2 separate regions of the Homo sapiens genome follow, and region 2 is linked to region 1. Evidence: read pairs that join two places in POLR2A ChIA-PET (ENCODE). Cell type or tissue: OCI-LY7. All regions are shown on one strand. Each heading gives the region's core, and the rest is flanking DNA. Links, peaks and the distances in the headings are about the cores only.

Region 1 (11,209 bases), core at 1,645-9,644:
TGCTGTAACTCAAATAGATCATTGTATTACCATTTACAATCCCAAGTTAAAGAATTTCCAGAATCAGGTTTGACATCTCCTATCAGTGCCTTATACACTTTAATATTCTCTTCTCTCAGGAGGGGGAGGTTCCAATTTTCATATTATATTCATATGTTTCACATCTATCATTGTTTTCCCCTCAGCTTTCTCTTCTGCATGATTCAAACAAATAATAGCAGACAAATTCTTGTTAACATTCTTCCAAGATGGTGCTTTCTAAAGAGTCAGTTACTTAGGTTTCTTTCAACTCAGACTTTGATTGCTCTTTATTCTACTAAGGAGTGAATGATACAAAGCAGATATTCATTATTTGTGATTACGAACAGACAGCAAAAAAATCAATGGCAAACAAAAATGGAAAGTTGTTTCATGTTTTGAATGAGACAGACTTTTATTTTTAATGCTGATTAAAACATAAAGAAATGGTAATTAAAACATAGAGAAGAATATTATGAGGACAAGCCTGTTTTCAGAGAGGAGCTTGGTTTCTTTTTGTTCTGACATTTGTGTAATTTCAACAAAATATATTTCAACCCATTAAGCATTAATTGAATGAGACAGGTATTTATTGAATATATACTTTGTTCTCAGAATTTATGAAGAATATAGACTCTGTATAAAAAAAATGGACCCTGCCCTGAAGAGCTAGCAATTTTGTGAATGAGAGAAGACAAACCTAAATATAATTATATCCAAGGCAGTTCATATTAAATGCACTTCTACCCTTTCTTCCAGTTCTTTAGCAATATCTGACAATTTTTCACTAAAACTTCTCTTTAATCTGTCTTCCTCTTCAGAGAAGTTTGATTTTGAATTTCAGAAATGCCTAATTTATGCTTTAGAGATTAGAATAAGTTTTTCCTCCATTTATTGCTTGATTATTGTGATCAGTTCTTAAGTCTGAATTGAAATCCTGAGAGATGCTTGCCTGCTACCCACTTTAAGATGCATCTTTATGATCCTCTTATGCCACAGAGTCATCAGAAATTGGGCCTTCCCTCGTGATTCACACCACTGTCCCATTTGGAGTTACATACTTGGAACACAGCATTGAGGATGTGCAAGAGTTAGTCTTCCAGCAGCTGGAAAACATTTTGCCGGGTTTGCCTCAGCCAATTGCTACCAAATGCCAAAAATGGAGACATTCACAGGTAATCAAAGAATCCAGTGGTCTAAGCACAACAATTTTCTTAACAGGCTCACAGAACTGATGTTACTTCTTTATCCTTTGCACTCTCTAGTGAAATAAATTAACTATGTGATCCTTGGAGCAAATATGTGTTTGCCCAACACATAAATATAACTTCTATGGGTTTTATGGTCCTGCTGTTTCTCAACAAGAAGTGCATAGAATTTCCACCAATGTTGTCTTCAAATTCAAGCATCTCAAGACTTACAAACCTTGATATTCCGAGGTCTTCTCTTCAGATAAGGCAGGTTATATCTCCAAATGCAGCTGTTTCTTTGGGGTTTTTCTAGATCAGTACTGTGGATATTTAGAAACCACTATAACTTCCCAAGATTTTGCAATATGTCAAATTAACCTTGTAAGTGTATTTTGCTACCACAATTTTCATTTTTATTAAGTTTCCACTTTGGTTTTGACTGCTGCCAGCTGAGCTCTCTGGGGGAGAGAGATAAGTACCTGCATAGGACAGCTAGTTGAGCTGTTTTTCAGGGTTAAATTAAACCTGCTGATCACTCTACTAGTTCAAACTTAAAGCTCCTTATACTAAGTAAATGTTGACTTTTTCTGAAAATTTCTGCATATTTCAATGGAAGTGAGTATTCATAGAAAAAGTCTTTTGATCCGTAAACTCAGTAGTGAAGTCATTTAGGGGACAACGAAGCAAAGGGCAGATACAGGAGAAAAAGCAGTGAGTTGTCCATTTTTTTCCTGGGATTTCTGAGCTTGTTGACGAACTGATTTATCAGCCCTATTGGTTATCCAAGCTGTGAAGCCTGTAGAAAAAGTGGTGTTGTGGGAAATTGCAGTTGATTTTGTATATTTTAAAGGGCTTTCCAAAATCAGAGGAAATAGTAAATTATTTCCTAAAATATTGTAGCAGGTCTATGTTTTACTCATATCTTCTCAAGTCAAATTACACAGTGAATCTTTGGGGAAAAATATTTACTTAAGCATGTCATGGTCACTTTAGAAGACTTTACTTTTTCCTTTTAAAAGCATTGAAAAATCTAAATAGCTATTATCTTTAAGTGATATTGAACTCAATTTTAAGTTGGCTTGAAAAAGAAAACAGGGAAATAATCTTGTTGATATACTTTGAAGCTAGATATATTACACATCAAGTCACTTTGTGATTTATAAATACTTCTTTAAAAGAAACATTCGTTTATGAGGTTTCCTCTTGTGCCTTTCTCGTAATTTATTAATAAACTGAAAAAGTGGATTTAAAATCTACTTATTTCTTAAAATTTGATGTGTTAATAAAAATAGATTTGTCCTAACCACAAAATGGTCTAATCAAAGTTGTGCAATATCACAAAATTTAATAAAAATCTTTGAACACAATGTACCTCCAAACCCTAGCAATGATTTTGTTACAATTTGGATGTTGAAATTATCTCACTATATTTACGACTCTGAAGTCATGAAGTCTACATTGGCTGCAAAACCTGAAAGGGAGTAAGTTATCATCCAGACTTAGAAGTTTGCATATTCCACTATTCATATACTTCTCACAGTAACTTGAGGACCATTTTACAGAACATAACATTGTCATTTATGGTAGAAATGTGGGAGGGTAGGGGGCATATTGGAAATCTCTATAACTTCCTCTCAGTTTTGCTATGAACCTAAAACTGTTCTGAAAAAAAAAAGTGAAGTCAATTTAAAAATAGAAAAAATTCAAATTAAAAATGTATCTAGTGGTAAAGATAAGCCCTAAATAGATTATTTTAAATATATATGTTTTAAAAGCAGTCTTATGAGTTTGTTAGTTTTAACTCTCTATAGTGATGAGCACACGAAGCCTCACAGAGATGAAATAACTTCCTTCAATCCCCACAGCTAATAATGACAAAACCAGTCTACCTGCCTCTCAAGTCCTTCCATCCTCTTCACCCACCTTATATTTCCTATTGTTGTTGTAACAAATTCTCAAAAACTTGGTAGTGGGAAACAACACAAATTTATTATCTTACAGTCCTGGAGGTCAGAGTCGAAAATGGGTCTCACTGGAATAAAATCCAGGTGTGGTCAGGCTGCATTTCTTTCTAGAGGCCCTAGGAGAGAATCCATTTTCTTGCCTTTGTCATCTTCTAGAAGCTGCCCACATTCCTCAGCTTGAGACCCCTCCCATCTTCAAAGCCAGCAACAGCAGGTCAAATCCTTCTTCCACTCTGACCTTTTCTTCTGCCTCACCCTTGTGATGACATTGGGCCCACCTGTGTGGTCCAAGATACTTATCCCATCTCAGCTTCAGCTCACTCATAATTTTAATCCATCTGCAACCTAAAATCTTCCTTTCCATTGACGTAACATATTTGTAGGTTCCAGGGATTAAGACATGGATGTCTGTGGTAGGGGCATTACTTCTGCCTGCCACACCCTCCTTTCTCCCAAATCCCTTGATGGATCCCCTTGATGAGGCATTGTTTCCTTCTTCCTCATAAAACCTCTGGAGAGAGCATCAGCCATGTAAGGCTCAAGCCTCCCTAAGGGAACACCTGCTATCTGCAAGAGATAAGAGGAGTATTTTGTGTGGGGACAGTTTCTGATTTCCCTGGTGTTGCTCTCCCAAGCCTAGTGCTGTTCCTAATGTCGCATATCCATATCCACAATTGCAACAGTGGGGTAAAAAATGTTTTTTCATTTTTTCATTTGGTAACTCATTTATTCAATAAGCGTTTAATGAATGCCTACAATATGGCTAGTACTCTGCTCAGGAAACCCTAGAGACTAATATTTGCTGACGGCCTTCTCCTAAGACTCTAAATTGAAGTTTGTCTAGGGCAAGCTAATGGTGCATTCTTGTGGGTGCTACTCTTAAATGAGGAAAGAGGCAGGTGAAGAAAGAAGGCGTTTTTTGAAAGACTTGGGAGCTGTTTCTGTGCATCCCATTTTTAATTTGAATAAAGCACTTGAGTAGGTGGTTCAAACAAACAGAAAAGCAATGGCAGACTTTTTGTGGTTCTCAGTTCCTCCCTTTTGCAGCTATTTGCCTTCCATAATTTAAATGTTTAGCCAGTTAATATAACTTGATGCTTAGTCTGTTATGCATTGAATTAAGGTTTCTGTAACAAGTATGATATATTAACTCTTTCTTTCACTAGAAGCAGAATTACTGAAAATGTCTTTCCATGTACCTTGACAGGGGACATTTAATCAGTTTGATAACCGTAATACTCTGACCATTATTTTATGCTGTGCTTTCCTTTGTTTCAGTGTCTATCATGATGCCCTTCTCAAACTATAGTAAATTTCTGATTTGCATTCAGGTTTAGCTCTAATTTTCCCCCTCTTTCTTCAATTCCAGAAAATGTGAGTGGCCCTTTTCCTTACCTTATGTAGCACTCTCATGATTACTTTATTTTTTAATCTCCAAATGTACATTCAGATACCAAGGAAATCAGGAGAGGAACTTAGGGGCAGGAAATGAATGAATACATTGATATTCAATATCTTTGGAAAAATAAATGGATGTGGACTAGCATAGTAAGCTTGTACAGTACAATTAGAAATCAGTTATCTTCTGTAGTTATATATCTTCACTTAATAACTCAATATTTTGCCCTGAGCTTGTACCTTTTCTCTTCCTTTTCTTTCTTTTTTTTTTTTTTTTTTTTTTTTTTGGCAGAGGTAGGCTCTAAATCTGTCACCCAGGCTGGAGTGCAGTGCATGATCAGAGCTGACTACAGCAGCCTGCCTCAAACTTCTGAGCTCAAGTGATCCTCTCACCTCAGCCTCCTGAGTAGCTGGGATTACAGGTGCACACTACTGTTCCCGGTTAATTTTTTAAAATGTTTGTAGTCACGGGGTCTTGCTATGTTGCCCAGGCTGGTCTCAAACTCCTGGCCTGAAGTGATCCTCCTGCTTTGGCCTCCCAAAATGCTAGGATTACAGTCATAAGCCTCTTTCAGTTGTTTAAAGAGAAGGATCATGAATTTTTAAAGGATCTAATGAAAGCTATAAACATAAACATTCTCTTTATTAAAAAAAATACATGTACACATAAACACAAAAAGTACACACAATTATCAGGATTTATTGGCAACCTAAATTCCTTCCATGAATCCAGTGTTAGGAACACCTGCTGTAAATGTTATACCGCTATTACCTGAATAAATCAAGAGTCTCTCGTGGCCCAGTCTTGGCATATTGTTGCAGTCAAAAAGATATAATCCAGCAATCAAAAAGTATTTATTTACGCATACATTTTTTGAGACAGGGTCTCGCTTTATCACCCAGGCTGGAGTGCAGTGGTTATGACCTCAGTTCACTGCAGCCTCGACTTCCCCGGCTCAAGCAATCCTCCTCAGCCCCCAAGTAGCTGGGGCTACAGGCACACTCCACCCCATCTGCGGCTAATTTTTTGTATTTTTTTGTAGAGGTGAGGTTTCATCATGTTGCTGAGGCTGGTCTTGAACTCCAGGACTCAAGCGATCTGCCTGCCTTGGCCTCCCAAAATGCTAGGATTATAAGTATGAGCACCACACCTGGCCGCAAACAGTATTTAAAATAACTCCAATCTTTACTGGTATCTCTTATAGAACTTTAAAGAATTTCCAAAATGTATCATTCACAACAACTCTTTTGGAAAGCTCTCTTCTCATTCCTTGCATGGCCCTCTTAACGAAAACTCCCTCGAATCCTCTCTTTGCTCTCTTAATAACCCACAGAAACTTTCTCTGACAATTAGCCATGTCGGCTTGTCATTTTTTCTTTCCTTTCTTCAACCTTCCATTCACATTCTTTACTTTTGACTCTATCCTTTTATTCCCCTCCCACCTCTTAAACAAGGAAGTCTTTGCCCTTTTCAATACAAAGTTTCCATTTGGCTCCTTCAGGCCTTTTCCAGCTGATTACCTCAGTTACCCATAGTACTGCTAGGAGTTAAAAGGAGTAAGAGAGAAAAGGGGAAATGTGCAATGGCTGAAGGGCAGAATTTTTCTTACAGATTTTGTTTGGTGGGGGAAGTGGATGTGCACACAGAAGAGCTTGAGACCACCCGTACGTTTACATTATCCCCTCATGAGATTAATTTCTGGTGAGTAATAGTGTCTAATTTCAGCATTGAAAAGTCAGGTGGTGATTGATATTTTAATTTTTTCTTGCTTTTTCCCATGCATTTTCTTTTTCTTTTCCTTATTTTTTAACTTTTAAGTTCAGGGGTACGCGTGCAGGTTTGTTGTATGGGTAAATTTGTATCATAGGGGTTTGTTGTACAGATTATTTTATCACCCGGGTATTAAGCCTAGTACCCATTATTTCTCCTGATCCTCTCCCTTCTCCCACCCTATACCCTCCACCCTCTGATAGGCCCTTGGGTGTATTGTTCCCCTCTATGTGTCCATGTGTTCTCATCATTTAGCTCCCACTTTTAAGTGAGAACATGTGATATGTGGTTTTCTGTTCCCGCATTAGTTTGCTAAGGAGAATGGCCCCCAGCTTCGTCCATGTTTTCCTGCAAAGGACATGATCCCATTCTTTTTTATAACTGCATAGTGTTCCATGGTGTAGATGTATCACATTTTCTTTATCCAGTCTATCATTGATGGGAATTTAGGTTCATTCTATGTATTTGCTATTGTGAATAGCACTGCAATGAACATATGTGTACATGTATCTTATAATAGAACAACTTATATTCCTTTGGGTATGCATCTAGTAATAAGATTACTGGGTTGAATGACATTTGTGATTTTAGGTCTTTAAGGAATCGCCACACTGTCTTCCACAATGGTTGAACTAATTTACAATCCCACCAACAATGTGTAAGCACTCCTTTTTCTCCTCAACCTCACCAGCATCTGTTATTTTTTAATAGTAGCCATTCTGACTGGTGTGAGATTTCACTGTGGTTTTGATTTGCATTTCTCTAATGATCAGCGATGTTCAGCTTTTTTTTCATCTGAATTTTGGCCATATGTATGTCTGCTTTTGAAGTGTCTGTGCTTGTCCTTTGCCCACTTGTTAATGGGGTTTTTTTTTTATTTTTTGTAAATTTGTTAAGTTCCTTATAGTTGCTGGATATTAGACCTTTGTCAGATGCATAGTTTGCAAAAATTTTCTCTTATTCTATAGGCTGTCTGTTCACTCTGTTGTTAGTTTCCTTTGCTACACAGCTCTTCAAATAGATCTCATTTGTCAATTTTTGCTTTTGTTGCAATTGCTTTTGGCGCAATTGCTTTTGGCATCTTTGCCATGAAATCTTTGCCTCTTCCTATGTCCAGAATGGATTGCCTAGGTTGTCTTCCAGGGTGTTTATAGCGTTGGGTTTTTCACTTAAGTCCTTAATTCATTTTGAGTTAATTTTTGCATATGGTGTAAGGAAGGGGTCCAGTTTCAATCTTCTGCATATGGCTAGCCAGTTATCCCAGCATCATTTATTGAATAGGGAATCCTTTCCCCATTGCTTGTTTTTGTCAAAGATCAGATAGTTGTAGGTGTGTGGCCTTATTTCTGAGTTCTCTATTCTGTTCCATTGGGCTATGTGTCTGTTTTTGTACCAATATCATGCTGTTTCAGTGCCTCCAGCTTTGTTCCTTTTGCTTAGGATTGCCGTGGCTATTCAGGCTCTTTTTTGGTTCCATATAAATTTTAAAATAGTTTTTTCTAGTTTTTTGAAGAATGTTAATGGTGGTTTAATAGCAATAGCATTGAATCTATAAATTGCTGTGGGCAGCATCGCCATTTTAACAATATTGATTCTTCCTATCCATGAGCATGAAATGCTTTTCCATTTGTTTGTGTCATCTCTGTCTTCTTGGAGCAGTGTTTTGTAGTTCTCCTTGAAGAGATCTTCCACCTCCCTGGTTAGCTGTGTTCCTAGGTGTTTCATTCTTTTTGTGGCAATTGTGAATGGGATTGCATTCCTGATTTGGCCCTTGGCTTGACTATTGTTGGTACATAGGAATGTTAGTGATTTAGTGATTTTTGCACGTTGATTTTGTATCCTGAGACTTTGCTGAAGTTGTTTATTAGCTTAAGAAGCATTTGGGCTGACAGTGAGGTTTTCTAGATATAGGATCATGCCATCTACAAACAGGGTAGTTCAACTTCCTCTTCCTATTTGGATGTCCCTTATTTCTTTCTCTTGCCTGATTGCCCAGGTGGGCCAGGACTTCCAATATTATGTTGAATAGGAGTGGTGAGAGAGAGCATTCTTGTCTTTTGCTGGTTTTCAAAGGGAATACTCCTAGCTTTTGCCCATCCAGTATGATGTTGGCTGTGGATTGTCATGGATGGCTCTTATTATTTTGAGGTATGTTCCTTCAATACCTAGTTTATCGAGAGTTTTTCACATGAAAGGGTATTGAATTTTATCAAAAACCTTTTCTGCATCTATTGAGGTAATCATGTGGTTTTTGTATTTAGTTCTGTTCACATGATGAATCATATTTATTGATTTGCATATGTTGAACTAACCTTGTATCCCAGGGATAAAGCCTACTTGATCATGGTGGATAAGATTTTGATGTGCTGCTGGATTTGTTTACCAGTATTTTATTGAAGATTTTTGCATCAATGTTCAAGGATATTGGCCTGAAGTTTTCTTTTTTTGTCATGTCTGTGCTACGTTTTGGTATCAGGATGATGTTGACCTCATAGAATGAGTTAGGGAGGGGTCCCTTCTCCTCAAATTTTTGGAATAGTTTCAGCAGGAATGGTACCAGCTCTTTGTACATCTGATAGAATTCAATGGTGAATCTGTTTGGTCCTGAGATTTTTTTGGTTCGTAGGCTACTTGTTACTGACTCAACTTCAGAGCTTATTATTGGTCTGTTCAGGAAATCCGTTTCTTCCTGGTTTAGTCTTGGGAGGGTGTATGTATCCAGGAATATATTCATTTATTGTATATTTTCTAGTTAATAATCATAGAGGTGTTCATAATATTCTCTGATGGTTGTTTGTATTTCTGTAGGGTCAGTGGTAATATCCTGCTTGTTTTTTCGTATTGTGTTTATTTGGATCTTCTCTCTTTTCTTCTTTATTAGTCTAGCTAGCAGTCTGTGTATTTTATTAATTTTTTTCCAGAAAACAGCTCCTGAATTCATCGATATTTTGAATGGTTTTTTTGTGTCTCAATCTCTTTCAGTTCAGCACTGATTTTGGGTATTTCTTGTCTCTGCTAGCTTTGGTATGTATTTGCTCTTGGTTCTGTAATTATTTTAGTTTTGGTGTTAATTGTTAGCTTGAGATCTTTCCAACTTTTTCAGGTGGACATTTAGTACTATAAATTTCCCTCTTAACACTGCCTTTGCTGTGTTCCAGAGATTTGGATATGTTGTATCGTTGTTCTCATTAATTTCAAATAAATTCCTGATTTCTGTCTTTATTTCATTATTTACCCAGATGTTATTCAGGAGCAGGTTATTCAGTTTTCATGTAACTATATGGTTTTGAGTGAATGTCTTAGTCTTGATTTCTAATTTGATTGTGCTGTGGTCTGAGAGATTGTTTGTTATGATTTCAGTTCTTTTGCATTTGCTGAGGAGTTTTTTACTTCCTATAATGTGATCAATTTTAGAATGTGTGCCAGATGACAATGAGAAGAATGTATAGTCTGTTGTTTTTGGTGGACAGTTCTGTAGATATCTATCAGCTCCATTTGATCCAGTGCTGAGTTTAAGTTCTGAATATCTTTGTTAATTTTCTGTCTGTATCATCTGCCTAATGTTATCAGTGGGGTGTTAAAGATCCCCACTATTATTGTGTCAGAGTCTAAGTCTATTTGAAAGTATCTAAGAACTTGATTTATGCATCTAGGTGCTCCTGTATTGGGTGCATATATATTTAGGATAGTTAGATCTTCTTGTTGAATTGAACCCCTTACCATTATGTAATGCCCTTCTTTTTTTATCTTTGTTGGTTTAAAATCTGTTTTGTCTGAAACTAGGATTGCAACCCCTGCTTTCTTCTCTTTTCCATTTCCTTGGTAGATCCCTTTATTTTGAGCCTATATGCATCATTGCATGTGAGATGGGTCTCTTGAAGACAGCATAATGGGTTTTGGTTTTTTATCCAGCTTGCCACTCTTTGTCTTTTAGTTGGGATATTTAGCCCATTTATATTCAAGTTTTGTACTGATATGTGTATACTTGATCCTGTTATCATGATGTTAGCTTGTTATTTTGCAGACTTGTTTATGTGGTTGCTTTATGGTGTCACTGGTCTTCAGTGTGTTTTTGTAATGGCTGGTAACCGTCTTTCCTTTCCATATTTAGTGCTTCCTACAGGAGCTCTTGTAAGACAGGTCTGGTGGTAACGAGTTCCCTCAGTATTTGCTTGTCTGTAAAGATTCTTATTTCTTCTTCTTCTTCTTTAAGCTTATGAAGCTTGGTTTTGCCAGATATGAAATTCTGGGTTGGAATTTCCTTCCTTTAAGAATATTGAATACTGGCCACCAATCTTTTCTGGCTTGTAGAGTTTCTGCTGAGAGGTCCGCTGTTAGTCTGATAGATTTCCCTTTGTAGATGACCTGACCTTCCTCTCTTGCTGCCTTTAACATTATTTTTTTCATTTTGACCTTGGAGAATCTCACAATTATGTATCTTGGGGATGATCTTCTTGTGAAGTATCTTACTAGGGTTCTCTGTATTTCCTGATTTTGAATGTTGGTTTCTCTAGCTAGGATGGGGAGGCTCTCATGGACAATGTCCTGAAATATGTTTTCCAAGTTGGTTCTATTCTTTTCATCTCTTTCAGGGACACCAATGATTTATAGATTTGGTCTCTTTACATAATCCCATATTTCTTGGAGGTTTAGTTCACTCCTTTTCATTCTTTTTTCTCTATTCTTGCCTGACCATCTTATTTCAGAAAGCCAGTCTTTAAGCGCCGAGATTCTTTCCTCCACTTGGTCTATTCTGCTGCTAATACTAGTGATTGCATTATGAAATTCTTGTAATGTGTTTTTCAGCTCTTTCAGGTCAGTTATGTTATTTTCTATACCAATTATTTTGTCTGTCAGCTCTTGCCTTG
Region 2 (11,209 bases), core at 2,002-10,001, 93 kb after region 1:
ACTTGATAGTGTTTAGAAAAAACTGCCGGGAAACCTAAAACTGAAATATGTTCCTGAAGAGAACAGGATAGAAGGAGGATGGGGGAGATTGTGAGACTGAAAGTCTCAGCCCAGGCTCTGCCCTCACAAGCCATGTATCCTTAGGCAAATTACATAACCTTTCTGGGCCTCAGCTTTGCCTCATTAATCATATAGGGGTGATACTGCCTTGAGCTTGAGCTTGAGCTCACAGGTTTGTTTGAGGACACAATGAAATAAAAATGTGCTCTCACAAGAGTATTTTCATGATTTGAGACTATGCTTCCAAAAGTGGAAGATGCTAGTTAAAAGAATAAAAATCTCTCCTAAGGCCAGGAAGCTGACTATAGCTGCCTCCTTTGCTGTGTGACTCCCTCGAATTGATTTCTGGTTGCCTCAGCAGCAGATGAATCCAAACCCTTTGTACTAACTCTGCCCTGTTCAATTCCCCACAGTCTTGTGGACAGATCCTGTCATATTTGTTTCCCTGCTGTTTCTTAGATCAGTCCTTCCAAAGGTTAGACACTTACCTCTCATGGTGATTTGAAAACTAAATCAGTCAACACATGCTAGTAACACTTGTTCATCAGGCGTTGTGTAGGCTGTGATTTTATAATAATAAAAAAAGCAATATTCCGGGAGGTCTTTTAAGCATTTACATCAATGTTGTCATCTGAGGTTCATGACAAACCCCTAAGGTATATTATTATTATTTTTCCCCAGTTTTATAAATTGAAAATTGAGGCAGAGAAAGTAACTTGTCAGGGGGTAAACAGCCTATTAGTTGTGGGACCAGGCTGTGAATTCAAATGATAACTAGAGCCTCCTCCCAGACTCCAAGGAGTTTATAATCTACCAGGAGGTTTGTATATCACATCCTACTAGCCATAACACAGAATGACATGTCCCAGCCTAGTGCTGTGGGATGAGGGAACTCAGATGTGGGTTGGATTATTTCTGCCTGTTTCTATTAGGACAGCTTCCAAGGTGGGTTGAATCCTAGGACGAGCCAAGCTGACCAGACTTCCCTTGTCACAATCCACTTGAATCTACCCACCAGAATTTTAGATATAATTCCTGCCACAGTTTTCAGTAGCCACATAAGCCTATGTGTCAGTGAAATGGAGGCAAACAAAAATAATAATTAAAAAACCCAACCCCTCAGCTGAGTGGTAAAATACTTAATGCTTAATGATAGTACAAACTATCTACCACCCAACTTTCCATCCAGCATGCATTCACCTCAGGCAGCTCATAAAAGCTGAGACCCTGGAGATCATCTAGTTCAATTATAACAAATAGATTTCATTTCATGTGTCTACTCCAGTCTACTGAGAGCGGATTTGCTGCTGGAACACTGGGCTTAGAGGCATGCTGAGGCCGTCAGAAATCAAAGGAAAAAAAAAAGTGCCACAATTGATTAGTGATGTCTGACATGGGCTCAGGAGTGGAGAATGATGACACATGTGCAACACATACACCAGACACAATCTGATCCAACTTGCTTGTTTTACAGAAGAGGAAACAGTACTCCAAAATGGAAGATTGTGTGCCCAAAATCGCTTTGCAGGTTAGTGGCAGAGTTACTTGATTCCCTGTTAAGTGATAATTGATGCTCACAGGATCAGCAGCAAAACCAGCAAGAAAATTACATTATGCTTAGTACAGTATTTGTGTTAAGTGTATTTTATTCTGATTCCTTGAAAGCTGCTGATCCATGTAATGTAACTCCATTCATTGGAATATTTGATTATTCAGAGCATTCTCTGACTTGGCTGCATAATGGGAAATAACCATCCCCCAGGCAAGAAGCAGTTTATTCTAGAAAAAAGAAAAGACGACAGTTCAAGGTCTACATTCATTTTCAAAAGGACCAGTGACAAACATTTATATAAGTGGTACTGCTGACCAGTTTGACCTAAGCTTGTCAGTAAAACTTGACAAAATGAAAGGCATTTGAAGGAATGATGGCTCTCTAAACAGCAAGCTTGGCTAGGCTAAACCTTGGTGGCCAGATTTCTTCATCTCTAAACATTCTTGAAGTATGAGCTCTTCAAGATGTGAGCCCCGAGGGACAAGTGGGACTGCAAAGGTAGAGAGGAAGAAAGGAGGGCATGCCAAGTAGGGGGATGCATATACAAAGCTTCCCGGTCTGAAGGAGTGCAGCCCTTTGATGGGAGCAGGTGGAGTCTTGGGAGCACTTGAGAAGCAAATGCACCAGAGTGGAAAGAGCCTGGATTAGGCACTTAGACGACCTCAAACTCAATCCGAACTCTGTCACTTGCTAGCTGCAGAATCCCAACACAGGTTTCCTTGCAACCTCTCTGGGTCTCAGTTTCCTCATCACAAACAAAAGACAACACCACCTATCTTTCAGAAGGATGCTGTCAAAATTGAATGAGATAATTATGTCAAACACCCATACATGATAACTGGCATTTAGTAGGTGCTCAACACATGGTCAGGTCCAGTCATGAATAAACATGCTGTCTTAGTATATTTTGTAGTAAAAACAATACTAGGGCAGGAGCGAGAAGCCCTGAGTTCTGGTCCCAGCTCTATTACAAATGCACTGGAGTCCTTGGACCCTCTGCCTTGCACACTGCCAGCATTAAATAAATATTTACAGAATGAATAAATACACGAATAAGAAAATCCAAGAAAGATTTTACGTAAACTTGTTAGGCTCCAGTTTTCTCATCTATCAAAGGAAGACTGGCTTCTCAGATGTCATTTAATAATAAAGTTATTTTGATATCTGTATTTCATGCAGCTGAAAGCATCCACTATAATTTGAGCACTGTCTTGGGCATGAGACCGAAGTGCCAGGGAAGTTCATAGAATGCAGCCCTGACCCCAGCAGTCCCTTGGCTTAATGGCACCTGAAGTCTTGACCCTGCCCACCCCAAAATCCTAAAATGCTTTGCTCCTTCTTCGAGCTGACTCCAAGCAAAGGAAAGCAGATTTCAAAACAAAGTATATAGCCGTGGGTGGAATTGAGGGCTGGGGATGTGTTTCTGCCACAACTCATTCATATGAACTACTGGCACCAGCATTGTCCTCTTTCTGGATTTTCAGCCTCCTCAACTGTGAATCGGGAACTGCTAATTAGAGGGTTTATGCTTCTCAGTCACCAAGAAAGTCAGAATGCCCTGTCCACCCTTGGCCCTTCACTGCAGATGGACACCAGCTTGTTCAGTGGGAAGGGAGTAGCAGGGAAGGTGTGCTGAGCCATCAGGGTACCAGCTCAGCTCAGGGACCGTCACACTTTTCCTGGTTTCCCATTCCCCAGAGGAGATTCCCCTGAAGGGTGGGCTCAGATCCCAGAAGGGGGCAAAGGAGCTCAGGAGCAGGGGGACAGTAACATTCATAAGAGGAGAGTTCAAAAGGAAATAGCACAAGCTGGAAGTAATTGATGTGTCTTTAATGCTTTAAATATGCCTGCTTTTGTTTATTTTTTTAAATCTCAACAAGTCACAGACACTGAATGGTAAATTAGAGTTCTATTCCTCCCTTTTGGTACTCCCCCTTAAGAGGAGCTTTTATATGGCTTTTAAAGATAAAACTTCAGAAGGCCCTAGGTCTGTGCCCAGGAGTCAGGTAAAGCAACCATATGACTAAGGGAGGGAAGCAGCAAAGACTGGCTGATGTGCCCTTCCTGAAAATGAGGTAGAAACCGGGAAGTACAATTAGGTAGAAACCAACAGTTAAGTTTGCTGGGAGTTGATGAAAGCAAGAAGTCACAGGACCAGAGAAGTCAGGGGAGCTGTTTGTAATTCACATGAGTGCTAATAGGAAATCACTGTAGGTTTCTAAGCAGAGTAGGAACATTAGGAAAATTCTATTGATGAAAGATATTTCTAGTACCTCTTTTTGCACAGATGAGAATAAATGGTAGGAAGGGCATGTTGACCTACTAAATAGATCATATTTAGACTTGGAAATAGCAATGATGAGGCTAGGCTGTGATTTTTCTAACCTGTGATTTACTCAAATAACAAAGATGTTTTGAGTGCCATGCAATATCATTTAGTTATGTAACCATTTACTCAACAAATAATTATTAAATACTTACTATGTGGTCATCCCTCTTGGAGATACAAAAGAGGAAGAAATTCATGGTCTCATCAGCATAAGTGTATACAAATATGTTAAAAAGAAAAATACAAAATAGGACACAATTAGTTACCCAAGAAGTAGTGCAAATACTGGATGATATAAACAATCTGTTGAAAAATTCCTTGAGAGCTGGGGATGTCTGGATAGGGCAGGTAAATGACAGGTGGGGGCAGGTGGTTGAGGCAAAGAAGTATTCCAGGCTGTGGGAAAAGTTTGGCAAAGATTTGGAGGGAAGCATGAGGAGAGTATTGAAGGCTCTTGAGGGTGGGGCCTGTCTGAGATGAAAGTATTCAAATGCTCTCTTGGAAACAAAGAGGAAGGCTTCCTGACTTTTGAGACAGAGCTCACCACTTTAAATGGTGATTTAAGATGAAGAATCCAGCCACCTTGTTTGGGGTGAGTTAGAGGCAGGGGAATTGAGGTAGGAGAGCTCAGCTGGGGCCTACACTGGTTATCCAGAGGTGAAGAGATAGGCCTGGGAGGCTGGGTCAGGCATAGCTTATCCTAACAGTGGGTGTCCATTGGCCCTTTCAAATATTCCAGGGCCCAGCCAGCCGTCCAAGCTGTCCCAAGGACAAATTGGACACCAGTGTTCCAAGCCCTGCTCATGCCAGGAAATGAATACTTCTGGTGCCTAGGAGGGGCCTGGAGAATGGAACAAAACCCCAGGAAAGTGTGCTTCCCATCTGCAGCCCACATCCCCGGCAGCCCGCCCACCATTGTGGAAAAGGGGGATTAATAAGATGCAGACCATCCGAGACCTAGCCTTATATTATTCATTTTTCTTGGAAATGTCTAAGGTTCTGTGATCCCTCTCTAGTCTCATATGCCATACTTAGCTTATATTTTGACAGGCACAGGGCTGTTGCTTGGGCCAGCATCTGCTTTAGCATGGAGGAGGCACTGCCTTTAGTCCATACTGAGGGCAGGCCACCATAGTGCGCGGGCACCCATTCCAGGTGGCATCAGTTAGCCCCAGGAGCCCAGCTTTCTGGGGCTAATCACAGAGCAAGAAACCAGAAAATCGGGAGTCTTTTATTTTTTTTTTCCTTGTTTTTCTTTTTGAGACGAGGTTTTGCTCTTGTTGCCCAGGCTGGAGTGCAATGGCGTGATCTCGGCTCACTGCAACCTCTGCCTCCTGGGTTCAAGCGATTCTCTCACCTCAGCCTGCTGAGTAGCTGGGATTACAGGTGCCTGCCACCATGACCAGCTAATTTTTGTATTTTTAGTAGAGATGGGTTTTCACCATGTTGGCCAGGCTAGTCTCAAACTCCTGACCTCAGGTGATCCACCCGCTTTGGCCTCCCAAAGTTCTGGGATTACAGGCGTGAGCCACTGCGCCCAGCCCTCTTTTTTTTTTTTTTTTCATTTGAAGGCAATAAGAGATTTTCTTGAGTATCAAACTGAATTAAATTTCTGAGTTTAGAAAAGCCATAAGAATTTTCATTTGCTCTATAGTGCTCTAGTTCCAGACCTTGAGCATCTCTACAAGTTTCTCTTTCTAGCTGAGACCCTCTGTTTTATTTTTCTGAATAACCTGTAATTTATTCTATTACCTAGTAATGTGTACCCGGGTTAGCCTGCTTTGAACCAAAGTTATCTTGGCTTTCTGTATCAGATCACACTCCTAGAGTGAGGATCACTTTCTACCATTGGGAAGACAAGATGTTTTGAGGAAGGTTGTGATCTTTCATTTTTTAATTAAAAATGGTAAAACAAAAACCACAAAGCTGTTATATATTTTAACCCAACTGATGAAAAGGTTATTTCTGCAAAATATATGAGTCCATACCCTTTCAGAAGACCTCTAATTAACTGAGTGGTCTGTCCCTGACTGTCCTGTTTCGTTTGACGAACTTTGCTGCTTCTTCCTTGTTTTCTAGTCACTAGTAACAGCAGGTGTTATCTCCTAGTGTCATATCTTGAGAGTGCCGCCCAGCAGGGTGTAGCACAATACTGGTCTTAGAAGTGTTCTAAAGGCTTGTTTAATAACCACCCCAAATGGATGTTTGAAAACCAATCTGTTTTTCCCCAGGCCTGATCCTGCTGTCTCCCATCCCACCCCTCACCCCCTAATTGAGCTGCACTCACTCATAATTACTGTAGCCTCCAGGCCTACTGAACTAACTGCTAGAATGCCAAGAGCCTATCTTGGTTGCCCTAACCAGCGCCTGGGCAACAGCCCACACACCACACCTTTCTCTGCCTGTCCCCCACATCAGTGGGTACCCAGGGACTGCAGCATCGTGGAGTTGGATTATTTCCAGATAAAGACATTGAGTTGTGGAGAAAGTATGCTAAACACCCGGGTTTTTTTGTTGTTGTTGTTGTTTAGCAGGTTGGTTTATTCCTTTGATTCCTCTTCCTGCCTTTCTTTTGGAAAATCATTTTTTCTCCACATTTCCAGCATTTATGGTTCTTGAGGGGTTGAGCCACTTCTGTGCTCCAGAGAAAAGCATACAACTCACACCAGGTCAGTTTGCTTCCCTGCTTTCAGCCGTTAATTTAGGATGTGGGTGTGTGACCCAAGCCAATCCAATAAGTGTCATTCTCAGGATTTTTGCTAGACCTATTGGAAAAGAGATTCTGTGTTTCTGCTAGGTTTGAAAGCTGATAGATTATAACCTAGATGCTTCTGGGAGGTCATTATATTACTTAAAAGGAGCACCTTCTAGAGTACTAAGCCAAGACACAAAATCAGAGATGAAAGATAGGAAAAATACAGATATCTTATGACATTATTTGAGCCCCTAGATCCAGCTGTGCCTGAAGCTAACTACCCCTGAACTTTTCAATTACATTAGCCAAAAAATTTCCCTCTACTGCTTAATGCAGTTTGAGCAAACGCTACTTTCCTGGAAGAGCTTCTGTAGCCTGATGCCTTGAGACTTGGAGCCTATTATTAATGCAGGGTTCCTATTCTTATTGATATGCTAAAACCCAGGAATGGATTGATTCATTTCTATTTTATCTGCAAAGATACGATATAGAGATATATAGCTTTTATGAACTCTACAATCATTTCCAACTCATTTTAATCAATATCCTTGATCTTTTCTTTCCCAAACATGACTAAGTAATGAATAAGTAGCAAAAATTACAGATGAGGCCGGGCACGGTGGCTTACACCTAATCCCAACACTTTGAGAGGCCAAGATGGGTAGATCACCTGAAGTAAGGAGTTAGAGACTAGCCTGGTGAACATGGCAAAACATCATCTCTACTAAAAATACAAAAATTAGCCTGGCATGGTGGCGTGCACCTGTAATCCCAGCTACTCGGGAGGCTGAGGCAGGAGAATCGCTTGAACCAGGGAGGTGGAGATTGCAGTGAGCCAAGATCACGCCATTGCACTCCAGCCCAGGTAACAAGAGCAAAACTCCATCTCGGAAAAAAAAAAAAAAAAAAAAAAATTACAGATGGTTTCCCTATGTAAGGGCTAACAGATAATGAATGGTCTAAATGTGAGGAGCAGCAACATGCAATCTGTCTGATGCACAAAACTGGTGCCTTGTTCTCAAAACAGTGATCATGGACACATTATTTACAATTTAAGCGAAGCCCCTCTCCAGAGTTGGTCCATCAGAGCTAGGGAAAAGGACTTCCCAAGGCAAAGTTATTTTTCTTCCATAGACCTGAAGACTAAATCTGTCAGTTAGAAAGACCTAAACACAAACCAGGAACTTTGAAATTAGACAGATTTGGATTTAAATTCCAAGGTTTGTTATTTACTAGTTATATAAACTCCCAGCCTTGTCGAATTGTTCAGTCTATTTTCTTAGCCTTGGTTTCCTCACCCAGGAATGGAACCATCTCATAGGGGTCAATGAAATTTTAAATCTAAGTGCTTTGGTCACTAGCATATAGTAAGCACTCAATAATAGGTAGCCATTATTAGTATAACTACTAATAGTAATATTAATTGTACTATAATTAATATAACTAGTAATAGTAATAATAATAATAATAGAGATACTAGGAGTTTACTCACTCCTATTTAAAATTCATATGTGTGCTGTAACCAAAATTTTAGGCCTGCAAATAGGATTAAGAATAATTACCATAGATAGGCCTTGGTGTTCTCAGCCTGGCATGTAAGGATTAGGATAGCAAAGAGAAGAAAGAAGGATGTTTTGGTTGGTTTGATTGAGTTAAATACAAATACCTTGACTAAACCATATTGCTCAAATATAAGATTTTGTACACCAATTTTTGCTTACTTTCAAGTCAAGCAAAATGTCACATTTAAGATAATACTAACCACTCTTTCAACAGTTGAATTATACAAACTTTATAAAAATATGAAAGTTAATACATTCCATTCATTTGTTCAGCCTCTACAAATAGCAAGCAAAATGACATATTAATTTTTAAAAAGGAACATGTTTTAAATGCACTGTACAATATTTTGTTTTTAAAATAAGGCATAAAATGGAAAGAAAACTGAAAATGAAAATGAAGGTAAAAACTGAATAAAACAATGCCACAAAAATCACACAGAAAAACAAGGTAATACCAATGAATGTAAAAATATCATAAATATGCATATGATTATGGTTCATTCAGACCCTGTTAACTGAGTTTTTTTTTTTTTTTTTTTTTTTTTGAGACGGAGTCTCGCTCTGTCACCCAGGCTGGAGTGCAGTGGCGCGATGTCTGTTAACTGAGTTTTAAATGAATTTACAGGGTCAGATTTTCCTTCACACCAAACCTGAGTCTTATATTGGTAAAGGAAAGAGAAAAGGGAGTTGCAGTTCCCCAAATGACTTTGGAGTAAAAGGCAGCTTAGCTCTGTTTTGCTGTATCTAGGGCTCTTTGCCTGACTTCCCTGCCCTGACTCAGGAGTGGTCCAGAGACGGGTATGTGAAAAAAATTCTAGCCAATGATAGGCAGATTCAGGATTTTGTTGAACATCTTGGAGAGAGAAACTTACTTCTTTTAACAGAACCTGAAAGTTAAGAGAATGTACTACCACTACTGCCAACTGCTACTACTACTACAACTACTGCCCATGAAACTTGAGACTTAAGCCAATGATAGCAGAAGACAGAGCCGAGAAATGGAGAGAAACCGAGTCCTGATTATCCTGTTGAGTCCTGAATCCAGCTGTGCCCAATGCTGCTTTCCAGTTTGTGTAAGCCCATGAATTCCCTTTTTGTTTAAGCCAGTTTAGGTTAGGATTTTGTTACTTGCAAATTAAAGTGACCTAATGATATAGAGATCCAGTATCAAAAATAAACAAACGAAATCAAGAAATACCTAAATTTAAACTAGGCATAAGCAAATCGGGGAAAAAGTCTAGGATCAGTTAAATGAAGAATCAGTACAACAGCCTGTTGATCCTAGAAATTTCTACAAATTGAACCACAGAATCATCATGTACCTTCAGATAAAAATAACTGACCAAACAAAAGAAACATCTAAATATGCTCTGTGGCCGTATCTCTTCAACTGGGGAGTTTCAAGAGAAAACTAGAAAAAGTGTCTGAATTCAAGATGGCGGCTCTGGCAGGAACAGGGAGCAGGGATTGAGAACTCTCCTTGGGAAACTGGCTGAGGAGACAGATGTTTTATATCTGCCCTGATCAGAAAAAGCACGGGACCACTTGCTAAATGTTGAACAAGGATGCTTGCAACAACTGCATTATTTAGGGCTTCTGTGGGTTCTTATTTGAGAAGTTTTCCCAAACTCGGGAAGGTGCCTGTAGGGCCAGAAATAAAGGGGTATGATTCTTCTAGCACACAAGCAGAAGGCACTCAGACAAATGAGGAATTGTAGTTTTATGAAATGGGGACTGTACAAAGCAGATGCATTAGGAATTTGGAACCAGCTTCAGACAGTACATCGTTTGTTCAATTCCTGGTAGAAATCCTGCCCCCCAAATTATTTTTAATCTTATATGGCAATTTATTTGCCAAAAAAGGGCTTTGATGCAATGTTAGCATAAAAATCACTTTAAAGCCAGCGCAGAAGAATCTTGGATCTCAGAAGCTTCTCTCCCAAACCGCAACTAGTCCAGTGCCCATTCCTGGCAGGGTAGAATGCAGGGCGATGGTGGGCTGAGAGCTGTGAAATGACAGTGGCAAAAGCCAAAATTTTTTCTTTACATTAAGAGCTCTGCATTAGGACTCACATTCTTCTGAATCACACATTTGAAGTAACTGGTACTATTTTGTTCTGCTTCTATTGGACAAATATCAGGAACTGTTTAAAAAACAGAGCAGGATTAATTCAGCCTAGTGCACATCCAAATTCCAAAGTTTGGGTCCCTTGGGCAAGACATGTGCCAACTACAGACAGCCAACACTCCACCTGGGAAACCGACAGTCATTCCACAACTTAGTCCTTACCCATGCCATAAGATAGCTCATCTGGGTACCAGGTGCTAAGGTGTGCTTATGGCAGAAAAACATTTCTAGTACATTCAATCCTCATTTTACATGATAAACAGGAGAGGAAGTCTGTCTCTATGTTGGAAAACATAGTATCCAAAATGAAATAAGCAGCTCAGTAAAAAAGCAGAGAATCAGCCCTAGAATAGTGCCTACGGCATAACAGACACTTAATATATGCTAAGTGAATGATTAAAAGTATGAGCAAATGGATAAATGAATGAGTGAATTACTAGATTGATTATTGGTTGTACCATTTAAAATAAGACCTGGAAGAGAACCATCTGAAGAACTTTTAGAAGGAGAGCAAGATCACAGTTGGTCAACAGGACAAATATGTATTACATACACACAGGACAAATATGTATTACATACACACCTTGCACAAGATGAAGTAGGAAGTACCAAGAGGAGGGGAAAAAATGATGTATCAACATGGTTTCTCTTCATCTTGCTTGCTACCCACTTGAGAAGAGAAAGATGCTATGGAAACAAGAACTGATATTACAAGTCAGTTCTCTTGGTGAAGTAAGGGAAACAAAAAATGTCTTGCAACCATTTATATAGATTCTGAGGACTGAGGGTCAGAGAAGGCATCATAAAAGATGACATCAATGTGGGTAGAATTTGAATCCATGGCCAGGAACAAGGTTTGCCTGGCAGGGAAATGTATGATGGG

What was found. Peaks named below come from ENCODE experiments on the same cell type or tissue, not always from the same donor. Only the 100,000 strongest peaks of a DNase experiment are listed, where the experiment ranks them.
Region 2: POLR2A ChIA-PET joins it to region 1 with 17 read pairs; 2 of 35 experiments call an interaction of 5 or more read pairs at or near these places.

Annotation. Positions count from the first base shown.
Region 1 is chr10:88,304,450-88,315,658 of GRCh38, reverse strand. It overlaps RNLS (renalase, FAD dependent amine oxidase), which reads left to right. Exons shown (of 7, transcript NM_001031709.3): 6 at 1,018-1,193. The region is part of intron 1 of LOC101929727 (a long non-coding RNA gene); the gene reads right to left. Among named protein-coding and RNA genes, the nearest start is that of RNLS, 270 kb to the left of the region's middle. In OCI-LY7, for the core only: a CTCF peak has its summit at 5,734; no DNase peak of the experiment used is centred there.
Region 2 is chr10:88,212,033-88,223,241 of GRCh38, reverse strand. The region is part of intron 1 of LOC101929727 (a long non-coding RNA gene); the gene reads right to left. It also overlaps a transcript of RNLS not described here. Among named protein-coding and RNA genes, the nearest start is that of PTEN, 350 kb to the right of the region's middle. In OCI-LY7, for the core only: no CTCF peak of the experiment used is centred there; a DNase peak (open chromatin) is centred at 6,061.